Regions from separate parts of the Mus musculus genome. Here region 1 is linked to region 2. Evidence: chromatin contacts called from ENCODE Hi-C or POLR2A ChIA-PET data. All regions are on one chromosome and are shown on one strand. Each heading gives the region's core, a stretch centred on a gene start or an enhancer-like site at or near the end of the contact. The rest is flanking DNA. Distances are from core to core; before and after follow the strand shown. Region 1 holds the start of 1700018L02Rik (RIKEN cDNA 1700018L02 gene). Region 2 has its middle 22 kb from the start of A930007I19Rik.

Region 1 (5,523 bases), core at 1,217-3,716, 450 kb before region 2:
GGTGAGGCCAGTCTATGCAGGATGTCAGTTCTCCTGTATTCTTCCCTCTATCCCTCCTCCCTTCTCTCCTTCATTCGTTCGTTACTTTGTTCCTTTCTTCCTTCCTTACGATTTAGTATCAGAAAACATGAAGCACTTTTTCAGAATTTGTTTTCGGGTTTGTTTTGGTTTGCTTACGATTACATCTCATTTGCTTGATTCTGTGGGAAATATCTAATCCATTCACAAATATTTATTGAGGATATATTCTCAATATATAGAGAGAATATAGGCTATATTCTCAATATAAATTTGCAAAAGTCCTACACAGGACCGGCCAGACATCACTTAGTAAAGACTACTCTACCTGATAAACCATTAACATCTGTGGGAACAATCTCACGATGCCTCCCAAGCTTTGTGTTCTGCCCTTACTAAGGGATTGTTGTTATTTCTTTGAAGAACAAGTGACCCCGACATCCCAGGACCTGCAGGATTTCAAGTATCAACTAGCTGAGTGAGCATCCCAAGGGACCTGGCTGGGGCTTCCCTCTGAGATCTGTAACTTTTCCCAGCTGAACAAAGACCTAGCTGCCTGTGTGGACCTTGAACTCTGAACTGCAAAGACTTCTCTCACGAACTTTATTTAGTTCTCCTAGCAGAGCCAGAGCATCCGCAATTCCAACCCTGATGAAACTGAGTCAGGAGGATTACTCCAAATTCAAGACTAGCCAGAGCAACTGTCTGAGACCCTGTTAAAACAAAACAAAACAAAAAACCTACTTCCAATAATGAATCTTCAAAGTTTGTATTAAGAAAGTATTTGTCTTTCTGTGTCATAAAAATGAACTGAGCATTAAAACTGCCGAGTGGGTGGCTGAACAACTTTGTGTGTTCAGCTCCTTGGTCTCTGTAGTCTCTGTCCATGTTTCAGAGATGCAGTCCTGGGCACCCTGAGGCTTAACAGGGGTTAACGTGTAGCAAGAAACATTGTTTCTTCATTTTTCAGAAATGTATTTAAATACCCTTTCATTTACTCTTTTCAAATGTTCTGTGTTTTCCTACCCATGAGCATTCTTTGCCACCCACAGTCAGGCCAGCTCTGAGTCGGTATGCAGGTCACCCCTAAAGACTTCTACTGTACTTTGGATAGCAGCAAAGTCTTCAGGACTTGGGACTGTTTGCAGTAACTCGCATTGCAATCTGTTGCACTAAGAACATTTAGCAAGAGTCAAATAACCTTTCGATAAACTTTAATTAACTGCAGCCTTTATTATTTCTTAAGGTCGACATTAGAAGAAAACGAAAACATGCTTGAGGGGTGCAGAGGATCGAGCCAAAGAAACTGAAAACTGTGGGTTTTCACACACCCCCACCCCCACGCACACACTTGAATATCAGTGTCTTTTAAACAAACAAAAAACACCCTTTCCTAGAAACTAGCTATACACCCGCCAGGAGGGAGTGGAGAGGTAAATAAATCGCGGTAGATTCAGCAGACACAGGGTAAGCAGTGCAGTGCGGAACCGGACAACGTCTCCATATGGGATGGCAGGCTGAATGCAGTGTGCGAAAACACTGATGTGGAGTAAGTAGATGGTAACTTGATACACTGAGGTTGTAAGAAGGAGCTTTACACAAAGACATTTCCAGAAGGAGATAGACTGTTTCTCTCCGAGGTTCTGGGCTGAGGTAGGGACTAAGAGAAAACTTTGCTTTTTACTTTATACATTTCTGTCTTCCCTCCTCTCCCTGGCCTTTACTTTCTTTTTTTTAAAACCTTGAACAGGTATTATTTCTGTGTAAATAAGCTTCAAATGAATTTTCAAAATAGGCACTAGTTTGAAATTGAAGGTCAACACTATTGTGGAGAAACACATCTAGTGCAAGCTTTTAAAAAATAGTTTACAGCTGTTAGTTGGCTGGCGCCTGGAATCCCAGCACTCACTAGGGAGGCTGAGACAGGAGGATGTCAAACTTAAGTTAAAGTTATCCTTGAATACATCGAATGACACTGTCCCAAAAAATAAATTTAAAAATGCTTTTCTTAAAATAGAACTTACCACAAACCCACCCTTTGTAAAGTGTTGGCTAGATTTTTTGTGCTGAGTTAGAAGACTTTGGAAGGAGAAACACAGCAATCGTTTATGTAACTGTTACAAGGACAACTTTAGTGACTAAGAAATGTCTGGGGGCATCAAAATCTAAGCCAACTTTGTGACTGCAATGAAAATAAGTAATACTTGACCTTGCAGAGAGAAAGGTCAGAATTACAAGATCCCACGGAGCTTACCATGGGCGGGAGGGGGGGGTGTAGGGAAAAAAAAAAAAAAGAAGCTAGCCCTGGCAGAGCCAAAGCCTGCCTTCTGCATACAAGGACACGTGGAGAGACAGGCACAGCTCCCCCCGGCTGGACCCCCACCGCAGCTGCCAGCTGTGTCGAATGAGCTTCTAAAAACAAAGCCAAGGGCTTTCCTTCAGTCTTTGAACTTCCTAGTCCTTTCCTTCCCCCTCCCCCATCTACCCGAAGCTGCCCACGGAGGCCAGAGGATTCGGGGCGCAACGGCTCTTTCCCCAGGCGAGGTCGGGGAGCGCTGCACCCGCGTCGCAGGACCCTCGACCCCGGCCCGCAAAGCCCCGCCGGGACGATCGCACGCCGCCAGCCCTCGGTCTCAGCTCCCACCTGTGCCCTGCAGCATGTTCTGGCGGAGCAGGTCCCCGCTGGAGAGGTGCTTCAGCTCGAAGTGTTTGGTGATGCGTGACGACACGGTGCCCTTGCCGGAGCCCGGGGCCCCCATGATCACGGCGCGCAGCAGCCGCCCCGACGCCCCCATGGTGGCTGGCGGTGGTCCGAGCTGCGCAGACGCTGGTCTGTGGCCTGGCCTGCGCGCTCACAGGCTCCGCGGCCCTGGAGGGCTGGCAGCTGCAAGCGGGCGGTGGCCAGGACGCCCGGCTCTCCCGGAAGTGAGCGACGGCCACCGGGGCCGCCCCGCCGGCTGCTGCACCGCCCCTCCGCGCCCCTGCACCCCACTCCCTTGAGCTCCACCCGGCGCCTCTTGGCATCCCCAGACCCTCGTGCCCTGTGCTGCCTGGTCCCAGCCTGCAGGCTGCGCCCGTCTGCATTCTCCCCAGTGGACAACCTCTGAGCACCCCGTTCTACTTCTAGTCTCCCGCTGGCACCTCTGAGTGCCTGGATTTCATTTTTTTCCCCCCTCTGTGTTCACCTTTTTCACCCTTAGTCTTTTCTAAGAGCCAAGTTCTGTCCTGCTCAGACCCAACAGGAAGCAGCATGCCCCCGTGTTGTGTCCCCTCGGCCCCTCTGGTTCACCAGGTGTTCCCCACCTTTTCACACCAATCCTCCCTTGACCTTCTTCCCTCTGCCTTTTCACCCCATTTCCTTCTCCTCCAGGGGTGACCTGGAACCCTCCTCACAGAAGCTTTCATCAAGTGAAGTATGTGTCTCATCTCCCTGAATCCACTTTCAGAACCAAAAGTAGCTGTCACCGTTAACTTCCGCAGAGGTCAAACATACTAGCTCCTTCAGAAATGCATTCATTTCAGGAAGAGCTACCCAGTGCCTACTGTGTGCCACTGTACTTAGAGGCCTCCGAGAATGCTATGCTGAACAAACCCGAGTTTCTACTGCTGTCCGTTTGTTTTCTTGCTTGTTTGTCCAGGGGTGGAAGTAAGGCTTTTTGAAACAGTACTGTGAATAAAAACAATAACAAACCAGCAGGCAGCAGTGATAGACGTCTTTAAACCCCGCACCCAGGTAGAGGCAGGCAGATCTCAGGATTCCTGGCCAGCCTGATCTACAGAGCGAGTTCCAGGACAGCATGGGCTACACAGAGAAACCCTGTCTTGAAAAACCAAACAACAACTAACCAGAAGGTGTGGGAGGGAGCAGTGATGCCCTGGCGTGGGCTCTGAAAACTGAAGTACAGAGAGGGAGAGTGAGGTACGAACGGATGCAGAAGAGAAGCGATTGAGTCTTATTTTATCTGTAAAATGGACGCAGGAGATTGGTGTGGAGTAGAACGGTGTGTGGATTGCCTGTACAAGACCAACTACAAAGTGCTCCGTAAACGTTGCCCACTGTCCGCCTGATACGGTTTCCTTGTGCCGGGCACCGGGAAAACAGAAAAGTGTCTCTAAAGGAAACACCATGTGTGCCCCCTCAAAGGCTGCCAAATGACTGGTTCAGAACTACTTGCTGTTTCCAAGTAATTATTTCGGGGGTGATGGAGAGGGTAGCAAGGTAGGTTTGCTTGCTCAGAGAGAAGACGTGGTCTCCGTGGCAAGGTGAGGCAGACATCCCTGTACTTAAAAAAGCAAATGAGTGGCTCTCCCGTTGTTATTGCTGCACAAGAAGGAGTTAGTAAATAAGTAAATTACACAGTCCGTGCCTGTGTGTGGAATTAGGAGGAGAGCATGAGGGTACCCCGAGGTAAAGGAAGGAAGGGAGGGAGGAAGGCAAGAATGGAAAGGTCTGGGCAAGAGCAGGTTACGCAACACTAGAATCAGAAAACCTGGTGGTGGAGAAAAGCATTTCCAATCTCCGCAGTTGGGAACATTTGTGGTTTCAGCCTTGAAAATTTCGATTATGGGGGTGGGGTGTTCAAACAATTTTGGAGCAGCTAAGAATCCCGCTCCCAACACTACAACAAGCAAACACACAAACCCGAACAGAGAGATCCATTGCTTGTTCTCTTGGAGTTAGCGTTCGTTCTACTGGGGAGAGAAGACAGAAGCAAACATGAGTATGTAAGACTGAGGTGCTTAGAGACTTAGGGTGGGAGGCAGCAGGGTGTGTGGTCACTTTAACAGGCCCACGGGAGCTCAAAGCTGTTGATTGTAGAGGAGTAAGAGGCTGCCAAACTGGGACGTCTCTTGGCAACTGGGCCCAGGGCAGTCATTTCGACACACACAGGTATTTATTTGTGTGAGGTTTTGTTTTCCTGTTTAAGTTACACTATTGATAATAGTGGAACACAAAGTTAATTTGAATTTTAATCTCGCAAGGGTGCCTGAACTACCCATGGCCAAATGTTTATACAGGTCCATTTGTATTGAAGAAAGCTCAGAGGAGTGCCCTGTGTGTAGTAGGCAGTCAGTAAATGCCTGTTGAGGAGACACTAAGGAGTACTGTTTTGTCACATTAAACTCCAGAATATTTTAAGTCCTTAGAATGGACAGAGTGGATCAGGGATTATAGGTATGTGGCATAGGTTAAACTGTCTCCCTAAAAATGTGGGGGTGTGGCTGGCACTAGGTCTCAGTGTGTGACCTTATTTAGAGCTGTTCCAGGAATAGTTAGGGAGATCATGTTGGGGTGATCAGTCATCGTCTTTACCAGATGTGATATGAAGACACCAATAGTGTGTGGTAACAGGCCAGAGACTGGAGCTAAAAGGCTGCAAGCCAAGGAATGCCAAAGAGCAGTGACAACACCAGATGCCTAGAGAAAGACAAGGCACTGTTCTCTCTTAGAGACCTGATGAGAACTCCCGACCCTGCTCATTCCTTGCATTTGGCTCAAAGTTT
Region 2 (5,763 bases), core at 3,024-5,523:
AAGTCCAGCCCCAAGTGTTACAAAACCACCCGACCTCTGTCCTCTGTGAGCACCAACTCTCTCTCTCTCTCTCTCTCTCTCTCTCTCTCTCTCTCTCTCTCTCTCTCACACACACACACACACAGACACCAAAATCCAGAAAAGTTAAATTCTAGGATGTTATTTTTTAATTAGTTGTTTAAATTAGCATATATAACAGTGAGCTTCATCCATACATTTTTGGTCCTACCAACCCCTACCCACCTACCCTGCCCCTGCCCTTGCCCTGCCCATGTTCCCCCTGTGATCTGGCCCCTGCCCCTGCCCTGCCCATGTTCCCCCTGTTATCTGGCCCCTGCCCCTTGCCTGCCCCCACCCCACTGCCCCGCCCCTCACCCCACCATCCTGCCCTGGTCCTTTTCTTATCCAGTTTCCCTCCAGCTCTGTTTTCACACCACATTATCTTCTCTCATCTCCTCATTAGCTCTTCCTTACAACCTCTCCTCCTCCTCCTCCTCCTCCTCTTCCTCTTCTTTCTCCTCCTCCCCTCCCTCCTCCTCCTCTTCATCCTCCTCCTCTTCGTCCTCCTCCTCCTCTTCTTAATGTTCCTCTCTACTTTCATGAGCTTTCTCCCAACACACATATACAAATACACAAAAAAAATTAAAAGCTAGGGCCTGGAGAGATGGCTCTGTGGTTAGGAGCAGTGGCTGCTCTTTGAGAGGACTTGGGTTCAATTTCCAGCTTCCGTATAGTAGCTTACAGTTGTCTGTAATTCTAGTCCCAGGAGCTCTGACCCTCTCTGCTGGCCTCTTCTCACACTAGGCTCACACACGGTACATAAACATATGTCCAGACAAAACACTCATGCACATAAAATAAAATTTTATTTTATGTGCATTTTTTCCTGAAAGTGTTATGATTTCATAAATAAATAAAATCCTGTTGTATACATCTGTCACAGCAGGATAGTTCTCCTTATCCACTCATCTGACTGGTTCTGTTTCTCAGCTACTGTAAGCAGTGCGATAAGAAGCATAGACATGCAAGCTCTAGGAAGTGCTGTCTTGGAGTCCTTCCGGTGTACACGGAGAAACAGCACACCCAGTCACTGTGGTTCCGTTTTAATTTCCCATCCGACGTGTATAAGGCTCCTCTTTCCCTACACCCTCGCTCCATTTGTTGTCATTGGCTTCCTTGGTATTAGCCATCCCAGAATGTCATCTAACAAGCAATTCTGATTCATTATTTATAAAGATGTGGCTGGAAATTATTTGTCAAACCAGGTCAGACCTTGCTCTGAGGTCCAGGACCTCAGAAGACAGCAGAAGGTCTTCTTTTGAATGACCACATAGCAACAGGTAGCCAAATTTCTTACTGTATGTCATGAAACTGCTTCAGAGCTCAGTTTTAAAACTTTAATTAAACACCAAAAACGCTAACATACGGCTTGTGTGTAAGAACGGCAGCAGCCATAAAAAAACAGTCTTAAGTTCTCACCGTGTATCAGGCACGAGTCTACATATGGATTTTTTTTCTCCATAACAATCCTCCTCCTGTTTGTCATATACCACTGTTGTCCTCATTTTTAAATGCATTTTTATTATTTTTACTTCAGGTGATCCTGAAGGCAGGAGGGGGCTGCTAGTGTTCCTGAACTAGAATCAGAGGCAGTTGTGAGTTGATCAGCATGGACACTGGCAGTCGATCTGGACCCCCACCAAGAACAGTGTGCTCCTAACTGTGGAGCCATTGCTCCAGCCCCTTTGTTTCCATTTAATGTTCGAGGCACAGAGAATCACGTGCTCAGAGTCACAGCTAACTAGTAGGCCTGGCACACCATATCCAGATTCCACACACATTTGATTTCTTGTCTGGCAATTGATTTCCCCAGTTGGAAAAATCATATCTCTAGCTACTCTCCTTCAATATATCTGCTTGAGTAATTGAGTGTTAAATTCAATAGTGTTTTTTCAGACAGCTCCCTTTTCCAAAGTCCATGGAGAAGCTGGCTATCAGCCCATGAAGCCTTGTGCACTTCCGACATGAAGGAACCAGATGAGACCAGCTCTTGTGTATTGGCAGGGAGAAGGGGGTCTTTCCATTCACTTAGCATGAAGCATCTTGAGGCTGTGGCCTTCCCTGTCCCCCCAGCCTCCACAGCAGCCAGCCTCTATCGAGGAGGTCTGAGTATCAAGTTCACACGATCAGCCTCAAAGACATGTCATGTGCTCCTGATGCAGGAAGATCTGGCCTCAGCCTTGCTGAAACTCACATGCTTCATGGGTAGGCATTTAAGGAAACAACTGACCATAAATCTTAAGAAAGAACATGCGTGCGGATGCAGATAAACTATCAGTTTCCTTTCCTTTTGCTGAAAGTGTGAGCAATATTATAAAAACGAAAAAAGAAGGCTTCAAGTCATTCTATTGATAATCCTGTCCTGTGGATGAGAAAACACCGAACCTTGGGATAGTATAGCTGTGGCAGAAATCTAAACCCACCCCCCACAAAGCAAGAAAACCACTTTGAAATACCATGCTCATGATGCGCAACTAATCTGTGACTTGAAAAAAAATAGTTTTAGCTCATTTTCTTGGAAGAACAAAGAGGGAGATAGAGAAAGAGAGAAGAAGGATGAGGATGAGAAGAAGAGGAAGAGGAAGAAAAGGAAGAGAAGGGAAAGAAAACAAAACAAACAAACAAAGAAGTTTGTGTGGTAGAAATGGCTCCTAGGATAAGACACATGGCTCAGAGTGAACATTTTCATTTACTTAAAGTTTAATTACTCACCCACTCCATAATTCTAGGGCATCAGGCTCACACAGTAGCTTAAAAACGGAGGCATGTCTGGTCTTTGGCCTCTTCGCTGCTGTGCTGCTATCTGCTTGTCCTTCGATGTCTGATGGGACCCTTTTATCTTGGCAGAATTCTGAGACACTCTCAGGAGAGTCCTTCTTTTGTTCGCAGGCCTACATAAGGAATCTTGCTGCTGTGTTTGGGTCCACAGCACTCAGGGCCAGGCCCCCACAGGCTCTGTTCTCCTCCTGGAGGTCTCAACCTGTGTATGGAACTGTGACAAGTGAGACCAGTTCTCCGACTCTTACAGAATCCATTTCAAATCCGCTGCCCCTACCCTGACTTGCTCTGCACAGAATGCTTGCCTGCTCTTTCTCTTCTCAGGGACAGGCCACCTTTCTCCTCTTCCCCTCCAAAACCCCAGTCTTCCACTCTCTGTCCTTGCTTGCTTTTTCTGTCGCTGCGATAAATCAATCTAATCAATATTACTAAAGCAATTTGGAGAAAAGGCTGAGGCAGAAAGATCACCTGGGTTCATAGGTTCAAGACTAAACTGGACAACAGAGCCAGAACCTTTTTTTTTTTTAAAAGAGGAAAAGAAAGCTGGAGGAGAAGAAGAATGGGGGAGGGAGGAATGGTGGAAATAGACAGTATATGTTGTGGGGTAATATCCTGTAGAATATAGGTCACGGGTGTCAGCCTCCTACTTCTAATGATTGTGACATGGGCTTTGCCAAGAAGAAACCTGAGGCAATTTACTCAATCTGATATATTTCCTCAGACCAATAAAGGTCAGAGGACAAATGGCCTTTATACAATGTTATTCCTTATGACAACACTTATAATAGAAGCCACCTGAAAATAATCTACACTTCTACTGATAAGTAGCTGGTTAAAAGGTAATTGTATTCTTCTTAAGTCGAATACAATTCAGCCATAAATTGGCATAAGGAAGATCTCTGTGAACTGCTGTAGAGAGATCTTTAGGGTATTTTATGTGGAAATAAAATCATGGTGCAGGACTCAAGTATGCCATAGTTTGAGTAAATCGTTGAAAGGAGCATGTCTTTATCTATACGGTTGCATGTTTATAAGTATGGGAACCCAAAAGAGTCGGTTACTTAGAGAGAAGAACTGGGTGGATGTGGAACAGGGAAGTGAGAAAGGAGACAGAACCCCGGAGCATCCCGGCAGGAGATCCATGCCATATTCAAGAGGCATAACCACAGGATTCTTTCCAAGGGTGTGGACAGGGCTAAGAGCAAAAGACAGGGACATAGCGAGCAAGCTTCGGAGGAGAAGCGCTGCGGTCCGAGGTCCTGAGGAACAAGGGAGGCAGGGGAGGGAATTAGCGAACCGGCACTCAAAGAAAGCTTTTGTTGGTGAGAAAGAACAAGAAACCCAGCCACTGTGGCCTCACTCCTCCAGCTGAGAAGATAGTGGGCTAGAGGGTCCCACTCAACCCTCTCCTGACTGTGAATCGCTTATTAGTGCCTCCTAGTGGGCAAATTGCTGATGTCGCCGAACAGAAAGGGTTGTCTCAGCCTCCTTTCCGCTAAGCCCCTGGAGCTGACCCTGCAGCTGCAGCACTGTTCTGGAGGGCATACAGGGAACAGTCGCCATTGCTTTCTCTGTAGCTCTGAGGAGTTTCTCTGAGTTTAACCACACAAATATGAAACATATGAAAAGGAGACAACTTTCGTCCACACACAGTAATAGTAATAACAATAATGATAATCATTAAATATTAACAATTAATAATAACTAATATAATAATAAAATTTAAAACCCTCCAAATGAAGGGTTGGAGAAATAAGTTTCCAAGACCTTTCTCCCAGTCTAACTTGTCTCTGAAGCTCGTTTCACCAAGTCTCAGTCCACGGCGCCACCTAGCGTCCAGGAGGAGCTTCACATGCTAGCCCTACTGCCTCCAAGCCTCCTGGCAGGTAAGCGGTTTTCACTGTCAATCAGACTCAATTGGGAATGATCTTCCATAAAAGGGGGATATATTTTGAAACTTAAAATATTTGGAGTTTTTTTTTCTTTTAGAACAATAGTGGGAAATTATCTACATTCATTTTTAGATTGATTCATTATTATGATTTTTCTGGGAGAATATCTTTCAAACTGCTTCTAAGGTAAATACCGCCTGTGACACCCCCCACCCCTACCCCACTAAAGATTCTGTGAGCGGCTTCTGAGTTTGTCCCTCCCCACTTACGTGTTCTTAATACAGAGCATCTCAATCCTGGCTGCAAAACACTCACGCGGACAAGCTTCTGCCAGAGATGTCGTTCTCACTGATTTGTGGAGGGGCTGTTTAAAGCATTAATGGGCACAGCGACCAGGAGCCCTTGCTTGTGCTACTGAGGGCCCTGAGGTGAGGTACGCACCTGCGACTAGGAGGTGCAACTAGGCCCGTGTAAAGGATGTTCGAGCTCCGTGTTCCTGCTCCTGATTGCACACTTTGCACCCTGCCTCCTCTTCTGCCATCACAGGTCTACCCATATTCCAGGGCCTGACTCAGAGTTATCTCCTCTAAGACTTGCTCCATTCTCATTCCCAACGTTAGAGTCTCTGATAACTTTAACAATGACTTCTATAATTCTTTTTTTATAATAGAAAAAAAAAATTTTTTTTTTGTTTTTACATAGGGGCTCACTATGTAGCCCAAGCTAGCCTGAAAGTCATTCTTGCCTCAGATATCTTGAGTTCTGGGATTACAGAACCATTATCATAATGGTAATAATTACCATATAATATCATATAATATTAATGCTTATAATATATTATCTAGAATATATTATGCCAAGTTTAAACTATTCATTTTAACCTACCAATTTTTAGCAGTTAAAAGTATAATATTTATGTGAGATATAAATTAAACTCTTCAAAATAGGAAGTGTGACCAACATAAGGAAACAGCTTGAAAAATGGGGGGAAATCTTTGCCAGCTATAAATGTAAATCTAGAATACACAAAAAC

What was found. A loop is a pair of places that touch in the nucleus more often than their neighbours do. ChIA-PET counts read pairs that join two places held with the same protein, here RNA polymerase II (POLR2A).
Region 1: POLR2A ChIA-PET joins it to region 2 with 17 read pairs in Patski. The contact joins the promoter of 1700018L02Rik here to the enhancer-like site in region 2. A Hi-C loop is called at or near these places in 1 of 37 maps with a recorded cell type or tissue (gastrocnemius). POLR2A ChIA-PET finds 5 or more read pairs at or near these places in 1 of 5 experiments (Patski).

Annotation. Positions count from the first base shown.
Region 1 is chr19:29,045,017-29,050,539 of GRCm38, forward strand. 1700018L02Rik (RIKEN cDNA 1700018L02 gene) reads left to right here and starts at 2,467. Exons shown (of 1, transcript NR_028360.1): 1 at 2,467-3,713. It overlaps Ak3 (adenylate kinase 3), which reads right to left and starts at 2,945. Exons shown (of 5, transcript NM_021299.2): 1 at 2,663-2,945. The coding sequence starts at 2,813.
Region 2 is chr19:29,497,040-29,502,802 of GRCm38, forward strand. No RefSeq gene overlaps it. Among named protein-coding and RNA genes, the nearest start is that of A930007I19Rik, 22 kb to the right of the region's middle. Within about 2 kb of position 4,274, at least 2 of the 3 ENCODE cell types and tissues checked have a DNase peak (open chromatin) inside an H3K27ac peak, as active enhancers do; they include gastrocnemius, where a contact is called at or near this core.